Regions from separate parts of the Homo sapiens genome. Here region 1 is linked to region 2. A link is a loop called in an ENCODE intact Hi-C map of the cell type or tissue named here. Cell type or tissue: B cell. All regions are shown on one strand. Each heading gives the region's core, and the rest is flanking DNA. Links, peaks and the distances in the headings are about the cores only. Region 1 overlaps ADAM17 (ADAM metallopeptidase domain 17). Region 2 overlaps YWHAQ (tyrosine 3-monooxygenase/tryptophan 5-monooxygenase activation protein theta).

Region 1 (10,036 bases), core at 4,624-7,123, 59 kb after region 2:
TTGATGAATTTAGAGGCTAGAAAGTAGAGGGTTCCTATTTCATTAGATTTTCCAGAGAGATTGGATTTTAAGGATGGAGATGCATTAAGGGATCTGAACTTTGGTGGAAGTAAGTTTGCGTGAACTTTTAGTGTATTTTAAAATCCTTTTATCTTTCAAAAATTGACGTGTAAGATACTTTAATTAGTAATAAAGTGTGAAATAATGTTTTCCCAGTGTGTGAAATTGTAGGCTTGCATGGTTGTACTGGTTCCCAAATTTCACCATGATACCATGTGTAGTATTTTTTTTCTTTATATTTAGTGGACAGAAATTGTAATGGATTGGTATGGATACTAAAGGTGTTGAGAGTGTTATCACTTGAACAGCTGTCTTATGATTCTTTCCGATTGAAATGGATTACAAGTGACTAATGAAAGGCAAGGGATCTTGTTAGGAAGTGCTGAGAAGTGGTAAGTCAGTACAAATTGAAGGACATTTTGAGGTAGGATTGTGGTTAGGATGGAGGGATAGGGTAAGGGTCTTCATTTTAAGGATAAATGTTAGTAAAAAGAATAAATATGTATTTTGAGATATTAAAATTATATTTGCACCACCCTGACACAACTGTTTCACTTATGTTATTAATCTGTTGTTCGTAGGTAAAAATAAGCATGAGTCCCAAGGAAGCATACAGTTTAAAGAGAAACATTACTTTCTAGATCAATTCATAACATTTGCAGATCGTAAGGTTTTTTAGACCATTTTTTTTTTCCAAGACAGAGTCTTGCTCTGTTGCCCAGGCTGGAGTGCAGTGGCGCGATCTCAGCTCACTGCAACCTCCGCCTCCCGGGGTTCAAGCAGTTCACCTGCCTTAGCCTCCTGAGTAGCTGGGATTACAGGCATGTGCCACCACGCCCAGCTAATTTTTGTATTCCTAGTAGAGACGGGGTTTCACCATGTTGGCCAGGCTGGTCTAGAACTCTTGACCTCGTGATCCGCCCACCTGGGCCTCCCTAAGTGCTGGGATTACAGGCATGAACCACCGCTCCTGGCCCATGTGTTTGTTTTTTATTTGCAAAATGCAGACCACCTGTGCCAGAAGAATGCATAGACTTTTCTTTTTTCTTTTCTTTTCTTTTTCTTTCTTTTTTTTTTTTTTTGAGGCAGTGTTTTGCTCTTGTTGCCCAGGCTGGAGTGCAATGGCGTCATCTCAGCTCACCACAACCTCCGCCTCCCGGGTTCAAGCAATTCTCCTGCCTCAGCCTCCCAAGTAGCTGGGATTACAGGCATGTGCCACCACGTCCGGCTAATTTTTTGTATTTTTAGTAGAGATGGGGTTTCTCCATGTTATTCAGGCTGGTCTCGAACTCCTGACCTCAGGTGATCAGCACACCTCGGCCTCCCAAAGTGCTGGGATTAAAGGCTTGAGCCACCAGGCCCGGCCTCTTTTTTTTTTTTTAAACGAAATATTTGAAGGACACACAAGTATTATACGTGGCATTGGAAATACAAAGATCAGACGATATCCATCTTCAAATGGTTATAGCATAGGGAAATAGACATTCATTTAGGACACTTCTAAAACAGCATAGAGGAGAGTGCTAGAGTACGTTATAGCAAGTGTTATCACCAAATGAATCTTAGAGATCAAGTCTAGTTTTCAAATAAAGGAGGAGGAAAATGAGTCTCAGGAAGATGCTGTCAGTTGTCAATGATGAACATAGGCCTTGTGGGTATTTTTCTTTTGAAGAATGACTTTTTTTTTCAGTTTGTTTGACAGCTTACAATATAATTTGTTACTTAACCTTACCATTAGATTGAGTTGGTCAAGACTAGCAAATAGTTTCATAGTTGAAAAACATGCTTTATTATTTATTTTTTATGTTTATTGTCCTACAAATACTACTATATTGCAGTACTCAATATCGATTAGGCATATGACAACATTTTTCTGAAAGGCAAAAAATACCTAATAAAATGAAGCCTGGTTTTTAGAGTCCTCTATGGGTCACCAAAAATGATTTCAATTGAACTGTTATGAATTGCATAATTTAGGAAAGTTATGAGTCATATGAGCTTAGTCATGATGATATCTTGTTGAAGTTGCAGCTGGGGTGTATAAGTCTCACTTTGATTTCAAAATCGTTTTCCCTTTGTGTTACTTTTAATAAAAGAGGATGTAGTGGGTGGGAGGAAAAAATATAGGTCACAGATGAGGGATGAGAAAGTTTGTATCTGAAACATGTATTTTCAAATTTACCTTGAGGTTATTGGCATGGGGATTCTCCATATTGCAGTGCTGATTTCATTATTGACAGCACCATTTTACTCAGTATTTTGACATCTGGCTTTCTCTTTTGATGTTAATTTTGCTTACTGGCTGCATTCCTTTGAAACCTAAATGCTTAACTGCCCTAACTGCTCCAAGGGAGATTTAATGTAACTCTGCTTTATATTAGTCTAAGAGATAAACCATATTTCAAGAGTAGAATGGAGAGGAATTAAGCAGATAATTGTGATGGGGAAACTGGAGAGATCCTTTTGACTTTCACAGGATTTCCTAGAACATTAAATATAGGTTTCCTCCAAGGCCAATTGTGGTTGATTTTTGGATCCTTCACCATTTTCTATTTGTGAGATAATAAGTGTATACAGCTGGAAGTGTAATGTGAAGAAAGTCTGAAAAAGATTGATAGGAAAGGAGGACAGGAATGGGCTTCATTGAGGTAACGGAAGTGAAATGAAAGGCTTTTCATATATGGGTTGAGCATCCCTAATCTGAAATGCTCCAAAATTTGAAACTTTTTGAATGCTGGCATGACAGCACACATTACCCCTAACACACGATTTTTTCACTGTTAGTGGTATATTTTTTACTGTGTAGTACTTATGTGTGAATAGGTATAACAAAACGATTACTTATTGTAGCATGTAAAATCAGTCAGGAATGATGGTGATGCCAGACAACCACAGATTATTTATGTGGGTGGCCGAGACAGTGACACCTTTGCTTTCGAATGCTTCGTTGTACACAAACTTTTTTTCATGCAAAAAAAGTTACTTAAAAATATTGTTTAGGCCAGGCGCGGTGGCTCATGCCTGTAATCCCAGCACTTTGGGAGGCCGAGCTGGGTGGATCACGAGGTCAGGAGATCGAGACCATCCTGGCTAACATGGTGAAACCCTGTCTGTACTAAAAATACAAAAAATTAGCCAGGTGTGGTAGCAGGCGCCTGTAGTCCCAGCTACTCGGGAGGCTGAGGCAGGAGAATGGTGTGAACCTGGGAGGTGGAGCTTGCAGTGAGCCGAGATCGCGCCACTGCACTCCAGCCTGGGCGACAGAGCAAGACTCCATCTCAAAGTAAGTGAATAAATGAAACATAAATGAATTTTATATTTAGACTTGGGTCCCATCCCCAAGATACCTCATTATGTATATGCAAATATTTCAAAATTTAAAAAATTCTGATGAATGAAACACTTCTGGTCTCAAGCATTTTGGATAAGGGATGCTCAATCTGTATCTCTTTATTTACTCCTAAAATCAGCCAAGGAAATGGGCATCTCTCCGTTCCCCCCCTTCCTTTTTTTTTTTTCTTTGTTGTTACATGAGTTGTACTGGTTTCACTTCATTTGACAGTGTTCTGCTAATGACTAGACGTGTATCTCTGACCTGGACTTGTTCTCTGGAGTTCATATTCAGCTGCCCATTTGGCACTTCAAATATAACATGTCCAAAATTAGTTACCTTTTTTTTTTTTTTGAGACAGAGTCTCACTGTCACCCAGGCTGGAGCGCAGTGGCGCAATCTTGGCTTACTGCAACCTCCACTTCCCAGGTTCAAGTGATTCTCGTGCCTCAGCCTCACGAATAGCTGGGATTACAGGTGTCCCCCACCACGCCTGGCTAATTTTTTTTTTTTTTTTTTTTTTGTATTTTTAGTAGAGATGGGGTTTCATCATATTGGACAGGCCTGTGTTGAACTCCTGACCTCTGGTGATCCACCTGCCTCAGCCTCCCAAAGTGCTGGGATTACAGACGTGAACCACTGCCCCAGCCAGTTACCTATTCTTTTGATTACAAGAATGAGTAGCTGGACACAGTGGCTTACACCTATAGTCCCAGCACTTTGGGAGGCTGAGGCCGGCGGATGACTTGAGGCCAGGAGTTCAAGACCAGCTTGACCAACATGGTGAAACCTGTCTCTACTAAAAATACAAAAATTAGCCAGGCGTGGTGGTGCGTGCCTGTAATCCCAGCTACTGGGGAGACTGAGGCAGGAGAATTGCTTGAACCCGGGAGGCAGAGGTTGCAGTGTGCCAAGGTTGAGCCACTGCAGTGCAGCCTGGGCAGCAGAGTGAGACTCCATCTCAAAAAAAAAAAAAAAAAAAAAAAAGAATGAGTATCGGATACAGGTTTAGCCTAGGACTAGGCAGGGCTGCTGGTAATTGTGGAAGTAGTCTCATTGCCTAACCTGAAACTTGCATCCTGGTTACTGGTCTTGCTGGAGAGTCTTGGCTCAGGTTACGTCCCAGGTCTGTTGAGGAGCTCTTGATAGGGAATTAGTTGAAGCAGCTCATACTCTATCCTCCTTTACTGGTATAAATCCATAAAATTGTTTAGTTCCCAGGCTCTGGGGTCCCTGGCCTAGCAGAGAGCACTGCTCCCTTTTTCTCATTCCTTAGTCCCAACAACCCGCACCTGACACTTACTACACGTGGCCTGCTTCCCTGTCCTGTGTGTTTTGGGGGGTGCTGAAGAGGAAGGCTCCTGTGTCTTCAGCACAAACACAATAAACACTTCACAGCAGTACTGGCTTTATGTTTTCCATTTCTGATATCAGAAGTAGGAGCATGACATTGATAGTGTCATTTTGGGGGAACTTTTCGTACTTCATGCAGCAGAGCAGTGAAGAGTGAGCTGAGTGCCTTGGGGTTCTGCAGTACACTCTCAAGTAGTATTTTAGGAAAATGCAATTTGCTGAAAAAATAAAAGAAATTAATGTAAAAAATCCACAAGCTGGGCGCGGTGGCTCACGACTGTCATCTCAGCATTTTGGAAAGCTAAGGGGGAAGGATCACTTGAGCCCAGGAGTTTGAGACCAGGCTGGGCAACATGGCAAGACCTTGTCTCTACAAAAAAATAGAAACAAAAATTAGCCAGGTGCGGTGGCATGTGCCTGTGGTCCCAGCCACCCGGAGGATTGCTCATGCCCAGGAGGTTGAGGCTGCAGTGAGTGGTGATTGTGCCCTGCACTCTAGCCTGAGCAACAGAGCGAGACCCTGTCTCAAAAACAAAACAAAACAAAAACCCACACGTTTCCAGAACCTTCTCATATAACACTTTATTTACATTGTTCTTAAATACGTGTGGGACGGTTATATACATACCACTATACTTATGTGTATATATGTTGATATACACACAAAATTATATACATAATTTTTGTTTGTTTGTTTTTGAGATGGAGTCTCACTCTATCACCTAGGCTGGAGTGCAGTGGCGTGATCTCAGCTCACTCACTGCAACCTCTGCCACCCGGGTTCAAGCGATTCTCCTGCCTCAGGCTTCTGAGTAGCTGGGATTACAGGTGCCTGCCACCGCGCCTGGCTAATTTTTGTATTTTTAGTAGAGACTGGGTTTTACCATGTTGGCCAGGCTGGTCTTGAACTCCCACCCTTGTGATCCACCCACCTCGGCCTCCCAAAGTGCTGGGATTACAGGTGTGAGCCACTGTGACCTGCCATATACATAATTTTTTAAAGTTTCACGATTAGTTTTAGCTTAAAAATGTCAGCTCTGGGCTTAATGAAGAAAATATGGATATACTTTATGTCAATGCATTAAAGTGAATGGCCATAAAAGCTTATCCCAGAGACAAAACAATTCAGATATAAGAGAAGTGGGAGAGTGGAAGGTTTATCTAATCTTCTGTAGGCAACTCCACAGCTACAACCAGAAGGCCATTTTGTTACAGGCCTGAAAGCCCCGTTTTCTTTTTATTCTTCTTTGAAACCTTTAGAAGGAACAAAGTATTGGCTACTTTTTACCGCTGATGTCAGTGTTAAGAATCTTGTGATAACATAGATTTACTCTCCCTGCTGAAAATCACTATGTGGCTCATCAGTAACACAACTAGACATGATGACTTAATGCAAAGGAAGTCCTATGTAAATGAGCAATGAAATTGCAACTGTGTATAAGGAACAAAATAGAATATGAAACTCCAGAATCTTTTGTTTTCATTTCTGTTTCTCCCAAGGCTCTATCATTCAAAACTCCAGAATCTTTCAGCATGCAATTGTCTCCTGATATCAGCCCCTCTCTTGTTTTGTTTTCTTTTTTTTTTTTTTAATCACAGTGAGCCACAACCTAGGAGTCTTTTAGTGGTTTCTACTTGGTTTGCTCTGCAGCCTACCAGCAGATTTCCTACATTCCGGTCTTGTTCCCCTCTAGCCCATTCTCCACACTGCAGTCATAATGAAATTTCTTTCTTTTTTGGGGGGGATGGAGTCTCACTCTGTCACCCAGGTTGGAGTGCAGTGGCATGATCTCGGCTCACTGCCACCTTTGCCTCCTGGGTTCAAGCGATTCTCATGCCTCAGCCTCCCAAGTAGCTGAGATTATACGCACCTGCTACCACGCCCAGCTAATCTTGTATTTTTAGCAGAGACAGGGTTTTGCCACGTTGGCCAGGCTGGTCTCTAACTCCTGACCTCAAGTGATCGCCCACCTTGGCTTTCTCTCTCTTTTTTTTTTTTTGGATTTTGAGACAGGATCTGGCCTCGTTGCCTAGGCTGGAGTGCAGTGGCACGATATCAGCTCACTGCAACCTCTGCCTCCTGAGCTCAAGCCATCCTCCCACCTCAGCCTCCTGAGCAGCTGGGACTGCAGGTGTACACCACCACGCCTGGCTAATTTTTGTATTTTATTTTATTTATTTTTTTGGTAGAGACGGGGTTTTGCTGTGTTGCCCAAGCTTGTCTTGAACTCCTGGGGCTCAAGCGATCTACCCATCTTGGCCTCCCAAGGTGCTGGGATGACAGGCATGAGCCACCACAGCTGGCCTATAATGAAATTTCCAACTTACAGCTATTGCCATTATCCAAAGCCCAGAATCCCTGATTTCCTTCCATAGCCCTTCATGGCCTGACCAGTGCCTGACTCTCCAGCCTCACACTTCATATTCTCTCTGTACTGCTCTGCACTGTAGCCTCATTGAGTTGCTTTCACGTCTTTAAGTGTTGTGTTCTATTTTTTGTGGAATTCAGCATATGTTATGCCCTTGACCTAAGGCCTCTCCTTTCTTTTCCTTCTCTGGGGTGCTGCCTCATCCTTCTGGTCTTCAAAACCGTTTCCCTGGGAAAACATCTTTGACTCAGCAGGCAGGGATCATGCCCCTGCTGTGTCTGTGCATAACTTTCTGTGGCTACTTCTGTCTTGGTCTGTGATGTACTTTATAATAATTTTGGTCTTTCCTCCAGTGTCACAATACTGGAAGTCTGTTTCTTTTTCTCTGTGTTGTATCCTTAGTGCCTGAAAGGTAGGAGGTTCTCAATAAATATTTGTTAAATAATCAAGTAAATGGAGTCTGGTGGAAAAGAGAAAAAATAAGTGTAGAATGTGTGTGCAAGAAAGGAGGGGTAGGGGGATGAAAAAGATAACAAAAGCACATAACAAAACAACAAAAAGCAAAAACAACAAAAAATGCAGATGACAAAAAAGATAACAAAATGATGACTGCTGTGGCAACTTGTAGAAAGTAAGGAAGGTGCTCTCATTCTAGAGAGAAGTAGGCAGCCATTGTAGTTTTTTAAAGAGAGAATATGGGCTGGGCTCTGTGGCCCACGCCTGTAATCCCAGCACTTTGGGAGGCCGAAGTGGGTGGATCACGAGGTCAAGAGATCAAGACCATCCTGGCCAACACAGTGAAACCCCTTCTCTACTAAAAATACAAAAATTAGCTGGATAGGTGGTGTGCACCTGTAGTCCCAGCTACTTGGGAGGCTGAGACAGGAGAATCGCTTGAACCCAGGAGGCGGAGGTTGCAGTGAGCTGAGATCACGCCACTGCATTCCAGCCTGGCGACAGAGTGAGACTCCATTTCAAAAAAAAAAAAAGAATATGGCCAGACACTGAGCTGAGATAGACAGTGCGGCAGTGTCTGGTATTAACTGTAATAAACTCTACTGTCAGAAGCAGGTGGTTTATACTTAAGTTTATTGAGAGAATTGGATATGGATAAGAGATAAACTCTTGGGAAATGGGGAGAAATATAAATTCTGTTGTAAAGCCTGTAAAAAATTGAGATTACTAGTGGTTAGAATTTTGGAAGTGAAGTGCAGTGAAATATTGAGTACCTGAGAGGTTACTTGTTAGTGAAAACACAATAGCAGTAGTACGTAGCTACAGTTTGGCTCCAAAGGAAGAACTGTTTTTACTATAGTTTGTAATGGCTTCAGAATCTTCAATTTGAGATATCCAGTTATTAAAAGAGAATCAATTGCAGTTGAAATGCATTAGTTAAGTATTTTAAAGTGCTTTAGCAAGCTACATTTAAAAAGTGCTTATTATAGAAAATATACCCAAAATAACCAATGATGTTACTGTCTTGTGCTTATTTTTTCTAGACCTATTTTTATACATAGTTAAGATTATACAATATGAATATTTCTGAAATCTATATTTAACATTATAACATATGTATTTTTCCATGTTCTTTCTTTTTTTTTTTTTTTGAGACTGGGTCTCATCCTGTCACCCAGGCTGGAGTGCAGTGGTGCTATCTTGGCTTACTGCAGCCTTGACCTCCTGGGCTCAAGTGATCCTCCCGCCTGAACCTTCTGAGTAGCTGAGACTACAAGCACATGCCACCATGCCTGGCTAATTTTATTTTTACTTTTTGGAGAGATGAGGGTCTCACTATTTTGCCCAGGCTGGTCTCGAACTCCTTGGGTCAAGCAATTCTCTCACCTTGACCTCCCAAAGTGCTGGGATTACAGGAGCGAGCCACCGCCCTCAGCCCCATGTTCTTAAAAACCTTTTGTGAACGACATTTAAAATAGTTGCAGATTTTTTCCCCTGTCTTTGGAAGTGTTACAACATCCAACCATTTCACAGTTACTAATTTACCATCATTCTGGTTTTTGTCCTTGAAAATAAGGCAAGGCTGAATAATGAACATCTTTGTGGCTAAAGTTTTTTTCTTTACTTTGAGTTGTTACCTTCCTTTAGCTTAGTTCAGTGGTTTTTTCTTTTTCTTTTTTGAGATGGAGTCTTGCCTTGTTGCCCAGGCTGGAGAGTAGTGGTGTGATCTCGGCTCACTGCAACCTCCGCCTCCCAGGTTCAAGCAGTTCTCTTGCCTCAGCCTACCGAGTAGCTGGGATTATAGGCGTCTGCTGCCATGCCCAGCTAATTTTTTGTATTTTTAGTAGAGACAGGGTTTTGCCATGTTGGCCAGGCTGGTCTTGAACTCCTGACCTCAGGTGATCCACCCGCCTCTGCCTCTCCAAGTGCTGGGATTACAAGTGTGAGCCACCATGCCCAGCCAGTTCAGTGATTTTCATATTTGAGTGTGTCAGCCTTGCCTGGAAGCCTTGTTAAACACAGACTATTGGATCCCACTGGGCGGATTTCTGTTTGAGCAGGTCTGAGGGGAGACCTGAGCATTTGCATTTTTAACAAATTCCCAGTTGATGATGATGCTGCTGGTTTGGGAACTACACTTTGAGAACTACTGGGCTATATTATTGACAATGAAACTATAATGTTGAGGTTAAGTTCCTAAGTCAGTAGGAGTGATTATGATCTTGAATGAAACTGAGTTCATGTACCAACCTGTATCAGGGAAATTGAAGAACTAAAGGACCATATTGCATTTCAGCACTGAGAATTCGTGCAGTTTGTGAACATGTGAGTGCTGATATGTGCAAGGTTTTTGCTGAGTATTGTGAGGCAAGGATGTTGTAATGAATAAAAAATAGCCCTTTTTGGCTTTTTTTTTCTTCTTTTGAGATGGAGTCTTGCTCTGTCGCCAGGCTGGAGTGCAGTGATG
Region 2 (10,873 bases), core at 3,824-6,323:
AATGTTGGGTTTTATGCCTTTTTTGTTCCTTTTAGACTTAAATCTCAAAAGTTTGAAAACTTTTTATGTGATGTGATTTTTAGTCTGCACAAATACTGATGTTAATCCTTTTTCATCCAGAAAAGCAAATTCACATTAATGAGTGCTCCATATGAAGGCCCAATAACACTTTTTAAAAAAAATATTTTTGAAGGATTTTCCCTCTTCTTATCAGGATAAGGAAGAGGTAGTAGGGTGCTAGACGAGTAAAATAGTGTACATTCATGGTTGAGGGTTTGTCCCTCCCTCATCCTGTTGGCTCTATGTCTAATTTGTTGGTCTGTTGAGAGAGGAGCTGCAAGGATTAAGTCAGGCAAAGAGACATGATCGAGCCATGTTTATTGTTTGTTGGTAAATGTACAGGAGGACCCAAATTACCACTAGAAGATTGAGTGGTGAACACAGAAATCAACAAGAGGCTGTAGTTGGATGACCTTCATGACCAGTCACTCTAATAGTGCTGCATCTAGCCTCAGTGTAGCTGCCTTACTGTTGAAAGACTGTACTCATGGGCTCGGGTGGCTTTATCTTTGAGTAGTGCTGGAGATACTTAGTGTTGCTTTTTAAACTTTCCTCCCAATACCTGCTGTATTCCTAGCATCCTGACATGAAGAATACTTGCATATGTTACTTCTTAGAGTGCCACTTAGGTTTTTGGGAGGCACCTTGTTGTTGCTCCACACTCCTCCTACTGGTCCAGAAAAGGTTATAATAGACATAAGGTTGATGTCAGTCAGGACAATGCTTCCCAACTCCTTTTGTGTAATGGCACACAGAATAACAATCTTTGTATAGTACAGAGGAAAATGGATTTCTCACCCTGCTGTGGTGGTTACTAAGGGGATCAATATCTCTTTACCATTTAAATTACCTGGAAGCTCTAGGTTAGGGTCTGATTCTGCAGGACCTTGAGTCTGCAGAACAATGTCTGGCTTTAAGTTTATCCTTTAACAGGCCATTGGGGGTTTTGAGAAGGAGTTAACGTGCCCGCAATGGAATTTAAGATTAATCTGGCAGCAAGGTGTAAACTGGATCCGAGAAAGAGGAACCCAAAAACCTGGTAGATCAGTTAGATTATTGGAGCAGTTGAGGTGAAATGATACAGTTAACTTGGGTAATAGAAATAGGAATGAGACTGAGAAGATAGATTTTCAAAAATACTGTGACACTGTGAAAAGGTGAAATCAGTAGGACTTTGGCAATTTGTGGTGGAATGGGAAATGGAGAGTGAAAACTCAGAGGTAGTGTGGATGAACGTAGGTGGCTGGGAGATCAGAGGGTGAGGGAATAATTGGTAGAAATAAGTAATGTAAGTATAGAAACAGGGATGGGCGCAGTGGCTCACGCCTGTAATTCCAGCGCTTTGGGAGGCCAAGGCGGGTAGATCACATGAGCCCAGGAGTTTGAGACCAGCCTGGCCAACATGGCCAAACCTCATCTGCTAAAAATACGAAAATTAGCTGGGCGTGGTGGTGCACACCTGTAATCCCAGCTACTCGGGTGGCTGAGGCACGAGAATCGCTTGAACCCGGGAGGCAGAGGTTGTAGTGAGCTGACATCGCACCACTGCATTCCAGCCTCTGGGTGACACAGTGAGACCTAGCCTCAAAAAAAGAGTATAGAAACAGGTTTGGGATCTAGTAGATATACATATTTCAAAATATGTAAGGATACTAAGCCATGTAACACTACAGAGAAGTTAGGAGTGTGTATGTGTTGGGGGGTATTTCCCAAAAGATGGAGCGGGAGGGTTAGCATTACTCTTGTGAGTTTACTGCAATTCATGGTGTGGCCTTTAGCTTTGTGAGCTATACCAGGGTGGAGCAATCTTTCAAGCCTAGATCCACAGTGATCAAGCTCATGCGACTGGTGCATAAAACCAGGAAAGTTAGCTTATTCATTTACAGTGAGCCATAACTAGCACAAAGATTGCAGTACTGTGTTGACATGACTAGTATGTTCTCTTTCAGGAGGCAGATAGACTCACGTAGGAATCAAGACATAATCATTAAATTGTTTAGTAAGTGTGGTATGACAGAGAAGAGTTGGATGCTGCTCAAATGTTGAATGACCATCGTCTCCACAGTAGGGGGTAGATTTGTTAGTGCACTGATTGTGGTTCACACTTTTTTAGACTGTACATTGGATCCTTCAGTGTCCTTATGTATCAAACCCGGACAAGAAAATATCTTTTCTTTCAGTGGCTCTAAAGAGAAGGGAAATATATGTTCTCAAAGTATACTATGCTTACTTGTCTGAGAAAAGTTTCCAAATCAGTCTTGACTTCCTGGAGAAAACTACTTCCAGGGGCTTGGGTGACTAAATATAGAAGGCAGGGAGAATGAGTCCAAAGAAAGAGTAGGGTGACTCCTAGGTTTCTGCCTAGGGCTACTGAGTACTTTTCCTAAGACAGAAAATCGAGTAGGGGAGCAGAATCAATAGTAGATCGTGTCAGGAAGGTAAATTTAATTTTTAAAAAATGAGTAGGCAGGGTGCGGTGGCTCATGCCTGTAACCCCAGCACTTTCCGAGGCCGAGGCAGACGGATCACCTCAGGTTGGGAGTTCGAGACCAGCCTGACCAACATGGAGAAACCCCGTCTCTATTAAAGATACAAAATTAGCCGGGCATGGTGGCGCATGCCTGTAATCCCAGCTACTTGGAAAGCTGAGGCAGGAGAATCGTTTGAACCCAGGAGGTGGAGGTTGCAGTGAGCCGAGATTGCGCCGTTGCACTCCAGCCTGGGCAAGAAGAATGAAACTCTGTCTCAAAAAAAAGAGTAAAGTTTAAAGTTCCAGTGGTCCATCCAGATGTTAATATATGTCGGAGGCACTTGGTATGGTATGTAAGAGAAAGATTTGTGTCATGCTGTATGACACAATTGAGGGTTATGTACCAAGCAGAGTTTGTGTTAACTCATTTAATCTTCACAACAACCCTATGAATTAAGAACTGTCAGTAACTGTTTTACAGATGAAGAAACTGAGATACAACTAGGTAAGGAGCAAATTTGTGAGTTATTAGCATGTAGATATTGGTTAAATCATACCAGTGAAATGGACCCATGTCGTCTTGTCATTTACCTTAAGATAGATACTGGGCTGTTGAAATATTTAGGATCCTTGATTATTCTAGTGAAACATTTTCTTCTGGAGCAAATAATCAATACTTCAGTTGTCAGATTTTAGAAAGTATGGTCTTAAAAGGCAGACACTTGGTAGATTAAGGGGGAAAAAATCATGTAACTGTCCTCCAAAATTAAGATAATCCTCTGAAAGAGATGCGGGAAACACGTGTCCTCTTCATACTTCTTTGCTTTAATAGCCAACTCAGTCCTTTACAGTACTCTTATTTTGGACTGTTAATACTCTAATTGATGACTTCTTTTATTCCATTACTTCTTCCTTCCCACTCTAAAAAAGTTTCTTTTAGTAATGATCTGTGAGTGGGAACTTCTGTCTTTCTGGAAACGTCTTTATGTTTTTGCACTGTTTTTGTGTGGTGCTTTAATTGGTTACAGAATTCTAGTTGACAGTTGTTTTTCTCCGCACTTTGAAGATACTTACTTGATTGTTTTCTGATGAAAAATCAGCTGTCATATTGTTGTTTCTTCCTTTATGGTAATGTGTCATTTCTCTGGTTGCTTTTAAGAATTTTCTTGTCTTTGGCATTCTGCAATTTTACCATGATCTAGGTATGATTTTTTTTTATCTTGCTTGGGATTTATTGTGCTTTTCCTATCTCAAGGTATTTATCCCATTACTGGAAGTCTCGGCCATTATCCCAGAATAACATCTCATCTTCATTCTTTCTGTTCTCTCCTGAAATAGCTGTTGGCTATTACCTTAGACCTTCTCTTTCTATTCGCATCTTATAATTTTTCCACTTTTTTTGTCTTATTCTTTATTCTGTATTCTGAGTAATTTATTCAAATATGCCTTTTGTTGTATTAATTTTCTTTGTCCATCTCCAATTTTAAAGTTGTTTTCATTTTTTTTTATTCTAAAAGCCCTTCCGCTTCTCCCACCTCCAAGCTGCCTTTTAAAATTCACTGTATATATGGTTCATTTCTCCTGGCTTCTGTTTTTCTTTTAAAATCTTTTTGATTGTTTTAGTCAGGAAAAATTTCAAACTTAGGTAGAGGTGAAGAAAATCCTGTAGTAACCCTATGTATCCAGCCTCAACATCTTTAAAAGATTATTTAATTATTTTCAGCATATTTATGTTTTATTATACACAGTTTTAAAGCTCTTGGGAACTGACTATCCTGTTTGTGTCTGCTGACGCCTCATGATAGAGAATCCGTCCCTTGAGTATTTTTGTTATTTTTGTTTGTTTGTTTGTTTGTTTGTTTGATTTGGAGTCTTGCTCTGTTGCTCAGGCTGGAGTGCAGTGGTACAATCTCAGCTCACTGCAAACCTGTACCTCCTGGGTTCAAGTGATCTTCCTGCCTCAGCCTCCTGAGTAGCTGGGATTACAGGCACCCGCCAACACGCCTGGCTAATTTTTGTAGGGACGGGGTTTCGCCATGTTGGCCAGGCTGGTTTCGAACTCCTGACCTCAAGTGATCCACCCACCTCGGCCTCCCAAAATGTTGGGATTACAGGCGTGAGCCATCGCACCCAGCCTGTTATTTTTAATAGCGTGGATGTTGCTTTTTTTTATGGCACTTGTGTGTACCTTAGATTGTGAGAATCTCTCTGTTTACACAGTAGTTTTGATTATTTGTGCTGGGCACACTGTGCTCCAGCCCATTTTTAACATTTTCAGCTTGTGTTTTCATACATCATGCATGAAATAAACGTTTGACTAGCACCTGCACAGAAGAACATAGGTTCGAGTTTCTGCTTTTTATGGGAGACTGCACCCCCAAAAACCCAGGAAGTAGATTTCTGGCTACTTCTCAGCGATGACAAAGTTTTTCTAGGGTCCTCACCCTCCTCCACACTGTTGTTGTGTTGTAAACTTTCACTTATTGCTGTAGCTTTCTTTCCTCCTATCTAGCGCCTCGATGTATTTCCCCTCTTTTCTTTGAAGCTCTACTGTATGTTTTTTCTATTTTTATTTAAAGTATTTCTACTTAGCATTTAGATTATTTTTAGTAGAAGAGGGAGGTATTCTCCGTAAGCTCAGTCTCACTGTGTTGCCGGAACCAGAAAGTCATGTTTCTGTGAATCTATTTTAAGGTTGTGAGTCACACATTTCTTAAGTACTCCATACTGAAAGTGAATGCAGTGTGTTTTAATCTGATATACTGCTCTTTATTGCTCTAAAATTAGTAACATTTGGCCAGGCTCGGTGGCTCACGCCTGTAATACCAGCACTTTGGGAGGCTGAGGTGGGCGGATTACGTCAGGAGTTCGAGACCAGCCTGGCTGACATGGCGAAAACCCCGTCTCTACTAAAAATACAAGAAATAGCCAGGCGTGGTAGCTGGTACCTGTAGTCCCAGCTACTTGGGAGGCTGAGGCAGGAGAATTGCTTGAACCCAGGAGGCAGAGGTTGCAGTGAGCCGAGATTATGCCACTGCACTCCAGCCTGGGTGACAGACTGAGACTCTGTCTCAAAAAAAAAAAAAAAAAAGAGGAAGAATTTAGTAACCTTTAAAATGTGTTACCATTTCATATGGTCAGGTAGACAATAAACACAAATTCAGACTTGCATTTCAACTAAAAGTCTCCTCTTTGTCTATTTTATTTGTGCTGAAATCACAGTCATATTCACTTGCGTTTCTCATGTCGGTCAGAAGTGTTGGTACTGTTTTATCTGATTTAATGTAATAGAAAAATGCCAGGTACGATGGCTCACGCCTGTAATCCTAGCACTTTGGGAAGCCGAGGGGGGTGGATCACGAGGTCAGGAGTTCGAGATTAGCCTAGCCAGCATGGTGAAATTCAGTCTACTAAAAATACAAAAAAAAAAAAAATTAGCTGGGCATGGTGGTATGTGCCTGTTAGTCCCAGCTACTCGAGCGGCTGAGGCAGGAGAATCACTTGAACCTGGGAGGTGGACGTTGCAGTGAGCCGAGATCACACCACTGCACTCCAGCCTGGGCAACAGAGCAAAACCCTGTCTCAAAAAAAAAAAGAAAAAAAAAAGTAATAGAAAAATATTAGGCCAGGCGTGTGGCTCACGCCTGTAATCCCAGCACTTTGGAAGGCCAAGATGGGCGGATCACAGGTCAGGAGTTCGAGACCAGCATGACCAACATGGTGAAACCCCATCTCTACTAAAATACAAAAATTAGCCGGGTATGGTGTCGCGCACGTGTAATCCCAGCTACTTGGGAGGCTGAGGCGGGAGAATCGCTTGAACCCGGGAGGTGGAGGTTGCAGTGAGCCAAGATTATGCTACTGCACTGCAGCCTGGGCGACAGAGTGAGACTCTGTCTCAAAAAAAAAAAAAAGAAAAATATTAAATGCAGTTGTGTTGCCAGACAGGCTGTTTACATATAGTTTCATCTGAGAGACAGCTAAAAAATGAACTAATTAGTATATAGAGTTCCTACAAAGCAGTAAGGAAAAACTCATTAGGAAAAGGGCAAAGGATATACACTCACCAACATGGTGAAACCCCTTCTCTAGTAAAAATACAGAAATTAGCCCAGTGTGGCGGCATGTGCCTGTAATCCCAGCTACTCAGGAGGCTGAGGCAGGATAATGGCGTGAACCTGAGTGGCGGAGGTTGCAGTGAGCCGATATCACACCACTGCACTCCAGGCTGGGCAACAGAGCGAGACTCCGTCTCAAAAAATATACACACACACACACAGACAGATGTTCACCTGCATTTATGATAAGGAAAAATGCTAATAAAACTGTAGTAAGGTATTTTTCACCCATTAGATTGGAAAAGGTTTTTTATTTTTATTTTTATTTTTATTTTTATTTTAGTAGAGACGGGGTTTCACCGTGTTTCCCAGGCTGGTCACAAACTCCTGAGCTCAGGCAGTCTGCCTGCCTTGGCCTCCCAAAGTGCTGGGATTACAGGCATGAGCCACCAAGCCTGGCCGGAAAAGGTGTTTAAAGTTTGTTACACACTGGGTTCAGAAAGATGTTGAGAAATGGGAACATTTATGCATTGCTAGTGGGAGTATAAATTGAAATTAACTCCAGGAAGGACAGTTTAACAATTTATCTTGTGGATCAAGTGTACATTTGGTGCATAGTTGGAAATACCAAGATTGGAAGCAGCTTAAGTGTTCCTCAGAGGAAGCTAAATAAATAATTAGGGTGCCCATACAGTAGAATACTGTACATATAGTGTTATATATAGAATGAGGCAGCTATTAAATATATGGACATGGAATTATCTCAGAGCGCTTACTAAATGGAAAAGCTAAGGTGTAGAATAATGTGTAGTGTGCTAACATGAGGGAGAGGGGAACATACATAGATTTTAAATGTTTTGAATCCTTAAAAGAATGTACAAGAGGCTGGGCGCGGTGGCTCAAGCCTGTAATCGCAGCATTTTGGGAGGCCACAGCGGGCAGATCACTTGAGTCAGGAGTTGGAGACCAGCCTGGCCAACATGGTGAAAACCCCCCTCTACCAAAAAAAAAAAAAAATTAGCCGGTCATGGTGGTGCACACCTGTAGTCCCAGCTACTGGGGAGGCTGAGGTGGGAGAATTGCCTGAACCCGGGAAGCAGAGGTTGCAGTGAGCCGAGATCGCACCACTGCACTCCAGCATGGGCGATGCATTGAGACCCTGTCTCAGAAACAAAACAACAACAACAAAAAGAATGTACAAGAAACTAGTAAATGATGGCTGCCTTGGGCAGGGGACAAGAATTGGACATATCAAGTGAGGATTTTTTTAAAAAAGTATTCCCTGAAGGAGCTTAGAAACAGAGCAGAGGCTGGGGTGTGGTGGCCTCATGCCTGTAATCCCAGCACTTTGAGAGGCTGACGTGGGAGGATCACTTGAGCTCAGTAGTTACCAGCCTGGGTAAAATGGCAAAACCCCATCTCTACAAAAAAATACAAAAATTAGCCAGATGTGGTGGTATGCGCCTGTGGTCCCAGCTACTTGGGAGGCTGAGGTGGGAGGATTACTCGAGCCTAGAAGTTGCTGCTGCAGTGAGCTGAGATGATGCCACTGTATTCTAGCATGAGCAACAGAGTGAGACCCTGTCTCAAAAAAAAAAAAAAAAGAGAGAACAGAATGGGGAAACTATCATTTTTTCTTAGGAATTTTTGAGTAGTCTTAACCTATTACACATTATGACTTTGATCAAAATAAATAAAATAATTCACATATCATTTCAAAGTAGTATTCTGTATGAAATTCCACTTCTGTTGCATCCATTTCAACATGTTGCCAGGCCATGGCTGATGTTCATTTGACAAATAATGAGTCCTACTATGTGATAGACACTGTGCTACATTTTGTGAATGAAAAATAACTGAGAAAACATTTTTATTGAGTTCATCTGCTTAAGAGTTTGCCGTTTTGGTTTAGTGCTTCAGAATTACTGTAGATTCTTAAAACTGGAGAATTTTTTTTTATTATAACCATCGCTCTGTATCTGAGGGGAATTGGTTTCAGCACCTCCTTGAATACTGAAATCCACACATACGCAAGTTCCTTCTTCAGCCCTCTGGAACCTGTGGGTTCAAAAAGCCGGCCCTCCTTACATGCAGGTTTTGCGTCTCCTTAATACTGTGTTTGTGATCCATGTTTGGTTGTGGTTGTAGAACCTGCTGATAGGGAGGCCTGACTGGAAAAAATCCGTAGAAAAGTGGACCCATAAAGTTCAAACCTGTGTTCAAGGGTCAAATGTGTTTTGTAGAAGAGGAGATGAAACTGAGGAACTTGATCTAAACTCATACTCTAAAACCAAATTACTGGCCCAGTGCTTATTCCACTGAGTCAGTCAAATATAATTCATAGTGAATACTGTGAAATATTGGTGTCTTTAGTTCTCTTTGTGATTGAAATTTCTTTCTTTTATAAAGAAAGTCACCTTCAGTGACTTTCTACATCTTAGTGCAGATAAACCTTTTCAAATGCCAGTCTTCGCCTTGGAATACCTTTTCCCCCCGTATTTTCTGTCTCTCGTTTGTTACCTTAAGAAAAATTCTTCTAACTCCATAATTAAATAATTATTTTTTATTTTGAGCTCCCATAGCACTTGTATATACCCGTTCTCTCAGTGTTTCTGCTCAGGTGGGGAGCGTAGCACTGACTTTGGACAGAGGTCAGTGGTGCTACACATCCTTTAACACATAGGAGCCCAGGCCTGTGTAAGGAATTGTCCAGCTGTTCTTTCAGTTAGGTAAAAAACTTAGAGGAGCTATCTGAGGCCAAAGCCTAATTTGGCTTTACATTTAAAGACAAAGTTTTAGTTTATGGGTTTTGTTGTTGTTGAGATGGAGTGTCACTCTGTCGTCCAGGCTGGAGTGCAGTGGCGTGATCTCAGCTCACTGTGACCTCCTCCTCCTGGGTTAAAGAGATTCCCTTGCCTCAGCCTCCCAAGTAGCTGGGATTACAGGTGTACACCACCACGCCCAGCTAGTTTTTTAGTATTTTTAATAGAGGGGAGTTTCACCATGCTAGCCAGGCTGCTCTCGAACTCCTGACCGCGAATGATCCATCTGCCTCAGCCTCCCGAAGTGTTGGGATTACCAGGTGTGAGCCACCATGCCTGGCCTATTTTATGGTTTTAATAACATACAGAATTAACCAGGAATGCATCTACTGTGTAAAAATCAAGGAAAGCCAGGCATGGTGGCTCATGCCCGTAATCACAGCACTTTGGGAGGCTGAGGCAGGAGGATCATCTGAGGTCAGGAGTTTGAGACCAGCCTGGCCAACATGGAGAAACCCCGTCTCTTCTAAAAAAAAATTAGAAAAATTAGCCAGGCATGATTATGCGTGCCTGTAATCCCAGTTACTCGGGAGGCTGAGGCTCAAGAATTGCTTGAACCTGGGAAGTTGGGGTTGCAGTGAGCTGAGATCGTGTCACTGCACTTCAGCCCGGGCAACAGAGCGAGACTCCAGCTCAAAAAAAAAAAAAAAAATTCAAGGGAGAATTGTACTTTGTTTTGCTTGTAACTTGACTGGTCAGGCCATTCATGATATTTGAACAGATTGTAAGTCTGTATTTGAAGGTTGTTTGTTGTTGTTGATTCTTAGAGGCAGATATCTGACTACGTTGTGTTTATACTTTAGCTATATGAATGTTTACCTATTGAAAATACTGTTTTATTAAAAATTACTTTGTTCCTTATACCTTAGGAGATAAATGTACATTTTAAAAGTGTTCCTCAGTCAGGTGAGGTGGCTTATGCCTGTAAGTTCAACACTTGGGGAGGCCGAAGCAGGAGGATCACTTGAGGCCAGAAGTTCAAGACCAGCCTAGGCAACATAGCAAGACTGTGTCCCTACTATATATATATATATATATATATATATATATATATATATATTTTTTTTTTTTTTTTTTTTTTTTTTTTTTTTTTAAATTAGGCATGGTGGTTCACACCTGTAATCCCAGCATTTTGGGAGGCTGAGGCAGGAGGACCACTTGAGCCTAGGAGTTACCAGTCTGTGCAAGATGATGAGACCCTGTCTCTCCAAAATATAAAAACAATTAGCTGGGCGTGGTAGCCTGTGCCTATAGTAGGGCTAAGGTGGGAGGATCCCTTGAGTCCAGGAGTTCAAGGATGCAGTAAGCTGTGATCACTGCACTGCACTCCGTTCCAGGCTGGGGGAGACAGCTGGGTGGTGGGACTCACCTGTACTCCTAGCTACTCAGGAGTAGCTGTTTAAAAAAAAAATGTGCGTAGGTGTATTATTAGCTACTAGTTTCATTTTAACTTAGTTAAGGAG

The links. Hi-C counts contacts between places; a loop is a spot of excess contacts. Peaks named below come from ENCODE experiments on the same cell type or tissue, not always from the same donor. Only the 100,000 strongest peaks of a DNase experiment are listed, where the experiment ranks them.
Region 1: it touches region 2 in a loop (4-fold over the local background); 17 of 110 quality-filtered maps call a loop at or near these places.

What each region holds. Positions count from the first base shown.
Region 1 is chr2:9,544,782-9,554,817 of GRCh38, reverse strand. The region is part of intron 1 of ADAM17 (ADAM metallopeptidase domain 17); the gene reads left to right. Among named protein-coding and RNA genes, the nearest start is that of ADAM17, 6.0 kb to the left of the region's middle. In B cell, for the core only: no CTCF peak of the experiment used is centred there; DNase peaks (open chromatin) are centred at 5,207, 6,087 and 6,670; H3K4me3 peaks cover 2,500 bases; H3K27ac peaks cover 2,500 bases.
Region 2 is chr2:9,602,460-9,613,332 of GRCh38, reverse strand. The region is part of intron 2 of YWHAQ (tyrosine 3-monooxygenase/tryptophan 5-monooxygenase activation protein theta); the gene reads left to right. Among named protein-coding and RNA genes, the nearest start is that of YWHAQ, 23 kb to the left of the region's middle. RefSeq lists enhancers at 5,118-5,167, 5,288-5,387, 5,438-5,517. In B cell, for the core only: no CTCF peak of the experiment used is centred there; a DNase peak (open chromatin) is centred at 5,312; H3K4me3 peaks cover 1,336 bases; H3K27ac peaks cover 2,195 bases.